2 separate regions of the Homo sapiens genome follow, and region 1 is linked to region 2. Evidence: chromatin contacts called from ENCODE Hi-C or POLR2A ChIA-PET data. All regions are on one chromosome and are shown on one strand. The core of a region is the stretch at or near the end of the contact, and the rest is flanking DNA. Distances in the headings are between cores, read along the strand shown.

Region 1 (2,700 bases), core at 148-2,647, 3.8 Mb after region 2:
GTGACTATAAATCCCAACTTGGACAGTATTTCATTTAGAATCCTGACAAGGAAAAACAATACAAAAGTCTCAAAATGAATTTGTTAGCAACCATCCTGACTGCATTGTGAGGCTTTCCGACAGCTCCAGGGAGGTTGGCTTGAGGTAGCTTTGCCCAGCTGGCTGGAGAAATGAGATCAAGTGGAGTGGCTTGAGGAGAAGTCGGCTGACCCACACATTTGACAGATCTTTTGGGTTCATTGATCTTTGTCAATGTTTCTTCTCCAGATAGCAACCTCCCTTTTCTTGTGTTAAATGGACTCACCTGATTGTAATCACAGAACTAATTGTTGTATAATAAAGACCCATTCTCTCTTTGCCCGTGGCCCAAAGCAGCCTTCTCCCCCACCCGTCAGTTCCCTCTGCCCCTGGTATTTCCCTGCTGGAGGAGTTAGACCTCCTGGTGAGCTGGTGTGGGGTAGGTGCCATACCAGGCTGGGCACTGGAAGAACAAGGGTGGATCAGACACAGTCTTGGCTTTATGGAACTTCTGTTGGGTGGGGGAGAAAGATGATTGGAATATAGTGGATGATGAAAAGACAGATGCTGCCCACACATCCCAGGGAAGCCCTGTGCTGAGCGGTGTGCAGGTGTCGGCAGCAGGGTAGGAGTGCACTCTGAGCAGGTGGAGGATGCAGTCCTGGGAAGGCTCGGAGGAATCTGAAAGCACAGTCAAGCAGTTGCATCACTTTGGGTGCTCTGGGCTGCAAGTCATGAACACCCAGTTTTTAAACTGGGTTTAAACCACATGGGCGCGGTTGCTTATTCTCTTCCTTGGCAAGAACTCTGGAAGTAGGTGGTCCCAGGGCTGCTTCTGAGCTCAGTGATGTACTCAGGACATGGCTCTTCCTCCCTCTTTGCCCTTCCACACCCTGGTGTGTCCATAGCATAAGGCTATGTGTACGCCAAACGCAGCCCGGGCATCTTGTCCTCCAGTGATAACTGCTGGGTGACAGGAGGGACGGACCAGGGCTCCTCAAACCTCCCTCATTTTATTAGGGAAGAAAGTGTTCCCAGAAGCATCCAGGACACTTCCCCTTATATCTCACTGGTGAGGACGTGGCCCCAGGATCTGCAGGGAGCCTGGAGAAGGGCATATCTGCCATCTGAAGCCTCTATCACCTAACAGGGGGCTGGGCTCTTAAAGCAAGGAAGATGGGGGCATTGGGTGGACACCAGCTGTGTCCAACACAGCAGGCACCTTTGAGCCATGTCAGGGCAGCAAACTGTGTGTCTACACAGGCATACTAAGGTCAGGTCAAGATGGCTTCATCTGTCACGTGTCAGAGCCTGGCCTTTATCCTTTACCTTGAGTGGGGAACGTGGGGATGGTTTTAAATAGGAACGTGACGTGGTCTCACTGTGGTGTGGTGTGATAGGGTGTGGTGTGGTGTGGTGGATGGGCTGGAAGGGCAGGGTTACAGCCCGTGGGTCGTTCTGAGGTCACTGAAGTAACCCAAGCCCATGAGGCAAAGCCTCCCGGGACACTGGTGTCAGAGTGTGGAGGAAGCTGACTCAGTGACTGCCCTCAGAGGCCTGGAGCAGTCCCTGCAAAAGACCTGTGGATTGGGTGGACGTGGCGGGCAGGGGAGGGAGGAGCTCTGAGACCAGCCCTGCAGTTCTGGTTGGAGGAAATGGAGGGCAGGCAGTGGTCACTGGACGGCGAGGAGGAAGGGGTGTTTCTGCCAATTGTCTTGGGTGTGCCGGGTGCCCCCATGCTGCGTCTAGGTAGGGGCCTCAGCAGGCTGTTGGAGGTGAGGCTAAGACGCAGACTGGAAGTGACTGGAAATAAAGCTGTCAGCATGTGGTTTATGGGTAAAACCACAAGAGATAAGATCACCCAAAGGGAGTGGCCCCAAAAGCTGGGGCAGAAGGGCTTGCCTTATTCTCCTGGGAGCATTGCTACCCTGGCAGAGGAGGGGCCTTGGGGCTGTGGGGGCAGCAGGAGGCCGGGGCCACGTGTGCTGTGTAGAGAGTTCTTGTGTAACAAACCTGCACACTGTGTACATGTACCCTAGAACTTAAAGTATTAAAAAAAAAGAGTCATAGAAAAGAGAAAAAAAAAAAAAGGAGTGGAGCCCAAGCCAGCCAGGCCCTGGCGTAGAAGACCTGTGAGACAAGGACTAAGAAATTTCATTGACATGAAACAAAAGGGGGATGATTGAAAGACAGCCAAACAGGAATCCTTTTTGAGGAGGACATCTGAACAGCCCTGGAAGAACGTCTCTGCCTGACACTCTTGCTGGCATCTGTGGGCTCTCTCTGTCCCGTGGACAGGACAATCAGAAGATGGGCTCCACTCCAGCTGCAACTCTGGTGACATTTAGCTGTGTGGCCTTGAGCCTGTGGCTTCACCCCTCTGGACTTGCGTCCTCACCCCTAAAGGGGAGCAAGATCTATGTATATTGGAGACTGAGTTCCAAGGGCTGCTGGGGGTGACGCGGACAGCAGTGTTTTGGGAGATCTGAGACTTGGAGGGTGGTAGGCACTGACACCACAGCCCAGGAGCTCTGCACCAGCTGTAGTGAGCTGAGGAGAGAAGGGGCACGTCGCTGAGCTCACACATCTTGGTGGAGGCAGAGTAAGATCTCAAATAATCTGAGAAAACAGCTTTTGTACTTCTAACCAGTAAAGCTGTCCATGGAAAAAATGAGCAGCGTT
Region 2 (2,700 bases), core at 95-2,594:
GTATTAACTGATGATCTTCTAAACTGGGGGGTGATCTAAATCCAGTAACACTTGACAAAATTTTATATAAATGCACAATGAAATGTTCTTTGAGTTTGGTTTTATTAAAGTTTAATTGATAGACTAGGAATTCCTGTACTTCTAAGACTTGATGCAAATGGTTTTTGTTTTTTTGTTTTTTGTTTTTTTTTGTCTAAAACATCTTCAGGATAGTGCAAAACCTCTTTTCTTTAATATATTATTATAAAACACTCATTAGTAGAGTCAGCACCAAAAATGTGAGATGTATTGGGAGTTGTGTTTTGAAGACAGTTCTCCTGATTCTAAACCCAAATTGTGATTTATTACCTTCCAAAATATGTGGAAGGGAGTGCGGGCCTTAAGTTCAGTGATGTCTAAGTACACTGCTGCTTGCAAGCCAGCTACACATTTCAGCTAACCGGATTAGCCTACTTCCAGTTAAAACCCGACTGAGGATATGAAAATAAATATGACTGATTCATTTAAAATCAGAAAAACACTCAATATTTTCTTCCCTCTATTTCTGGTATGCTAAGATATCACACGAGTGCGACTTAAGAAAAACTTAGAATCTTTTCATTTAAAATAAGCCATTTTTGTTTTAACCGAATGGTTCAGTTATTAAATGTCTACCTGAGTCAAGGAGCGAGGTCACACTGCAAACTCCACTTATTTCTACTAAAGGGAAATGGCCCGGACTCCCCCGCGCAGACCACCGTGCCAGGACAGCCCGCTCGGGAGTCGGGCCTGGAAGCAGGCGGACAGCGTCACCTCCCCGCAGCCGCCGGCTGGGACCCGCGGCCAGCCTTTACCCAGGCTCGCCCGGTCCCTGCCCGCATGGCGGTGCCCCACCTGGTGAGGACGCGGGCTGCAGTCCTCCCTCTGGGGATGAGTCGGTGGGCTCCTCTGAGCTCCAGCGCCCCCAGGGTCTAGACCCCTCCCATTGCTCCGCTCCCCTCTCCCCGTGGTCTCCCCACCCCCAACCCCCAGGGTTCGGCTCTCCTCTCCCGGGTCTACCCCACAGCTCAACTCCTTTCTCCCGGCTTCTCCCCGCACGGTTCGGGTCCCCTCTCCCAGTGGTCTTCCCGGACCCACAGCTCTGCTCTCCTCTCACCAGTCTCCCCAACTCCGGCTCTGCTCCCCTCTCCTTGGGTCTCGCACCGGATTCGGCCCCCACTTCCGAGCCCTGGTGGCTAAGCCCCTCGGCCTCCCTCCGGGGCGCAGGGGGTTGGAGGTACTCACGGCACCGCAGCGGGCCGGGGACTCCCGGACGGGGCTGGAGGGCGCGGGCGGCTGGTGGCTGCGGCTCCGCTGCCGGCCGAGTGGAGCGCTGCGCAGCTCCCGCCCTCGAGAAACCCCGCCGTGTCATTTGACCATATAAGGAGATGCACGCCTCGGCTCGCTGGCACCGGGCGTGGGGCGCGGGGGGCGGGCGCCCCCAGGCCTCGCGGTTGCCGTGCCCCCGCCCCGGGCTGCGGCGGTCCCGGCCCGTACCCTTTGTTTGCCAGGGCTCCTTTCTTCGTGCCCTCCGGGTCTTGGGAGCACAGTAGTTATCGGGAGCGTCGCCTCCGGCGTGGGCTCTCGGGCGCGAGTTTCGGACGAGGCCTGGGCGCGGTGGCAGGGGTCTGCCCACGCCGGGATCTCTGCCTGGTCCCAGGAGCGGGAGACTGGAGAAGCCCCAGGACGTGCCGGGGGAGGCGGAGGGAGGAGGGGGTCACTTCTCAGGAGGCATGTGCCTGGGATATATTTGCAAGGTGGACGTTTTTCCTTCTTACCCTGCAGATGCTTCTTTACGAAATGAACACCACAGATGACCATAAAGAATCCTTCGTTCCACTACGGAGGGGACTAAAGGAAGGTCCTATCCCCACCTCTCCCTCTCGGGGCCAGAAGACTAGTTAGACATCTTGGATTCCCCTCCAGGGCGGGAAAACCAAAGTGAGCTGGGAGCGTGCCTCCCACATTCCAAGCCCGGGCCCTCTGCGTGACGCTGACGCTGGGTAGGGACAGATGGCACTGTTCAGCATTGTCGCAGGGAGAGCACAGGTTGAGCCCATCCCTGGGAGAGGGTGCGTCGTGATGGAAACATTTGCTCCTGAGCAGGTAACCGGTCCACTTGCAGAAACCGGTGGACGATGAGTAGGTGGACCACAAAGGCGTCCTCGGCACTTTGGGGGCAGGTGTATTATTTTTAACATTCGGGGCAGCTCATAGGAATACATCCTCCAGAGAAGGCGGGAAGAACTCCGTGATTGCTTTCTTTTAATTGATACTCTCCGTCTGGTAGGCCTCATGGGTCTCCATCATGGAATCACAGAACTTGAGAATAAAGGGGCTTCATCACCTTAGCTTCCACTCGGTGAGCACTAGCTCTACCTGGTATCTCATTTGATCCACACTCCTTTAAGGTAAAGATTTTTACCAGATTTACGGTGAGGAAAGTTCAGCTCAGATTTGCTCCAGGCCACGTGAACGGTAACTGTGCCAGCTGAGATTTGAACTGGGATGTGGTAGATGGCAAAGCCATGTAAGTATATTACGGGATCAGAAATGCCTCTCATCCCTCAGTCACTCAGGTGACTCCAGAGGACTGAGACTTGCCATAAGCCCAGCCAGAACTAGATGTGCGGAATACAGCCCTCCCCCGACCCCACCCCACTGTGTCCCTGAAACAGGACG

The links. A loop is a pair of places that touch in the nucleus more often than their neighbours do. ChIA-PET counts read pairs that join two places held with the same protein, here RNA polymerase II (POLR2A). Pooled maps may share reads with other maps.
Region 1: a loop to region 2 is called in a map of PC-9, with 10 times the contacts of the local background. The contact joins the enhancer-like site here to the promoter of FHL2 in region 2. A Hi-C loop is called at or near these places in 1 of 168 maps with a recorded cell type or tissue (PC-9) and 1 of 50 pooled maps. POLR2A ChIA-PET finds 5 or more read pairs at or near these places in 1 of 52 experiments (H1).

What each region holds. Positions count from the first base shown.
Region 1 is chr2:109,212,379-109,215,078 of GRCh38, forward strand. The region is part of intron 1 of SH3RF3 (SH3 domain containing ring finger 3); the gene reads left to right. It also overlaps a transcript of RANBP2 not described here. Among named protein-coding and RNA genes, the nearest start is that of MIR4265, 72 kb to the left of the region's middle. RefSeq lists enhancers at 1,746-1,795, 1,836-1,885. Within about 2 kb of position 1,398, at least 7 of the 41 ENCODE cell types and tissues checked have a DNase peak (open chromatin) inside an H3K27ac peak, as active enhancers do; they include PC-9, where a contact is called at or near this core.
Region 2 is chr2:105,397,707-105,400,406 of GRCh38, forward strand. It overlaps FHL2 (four and a half LIM domains 2), which reads right to left and starts at 1,345. Exons shown (of 7, transcript NM_001318895.3): 1 at 1,136-1,345. RefSeq lists silencers at 1,079-1,298, 1,319-1,448 and an enhancer at 1,126-1,948.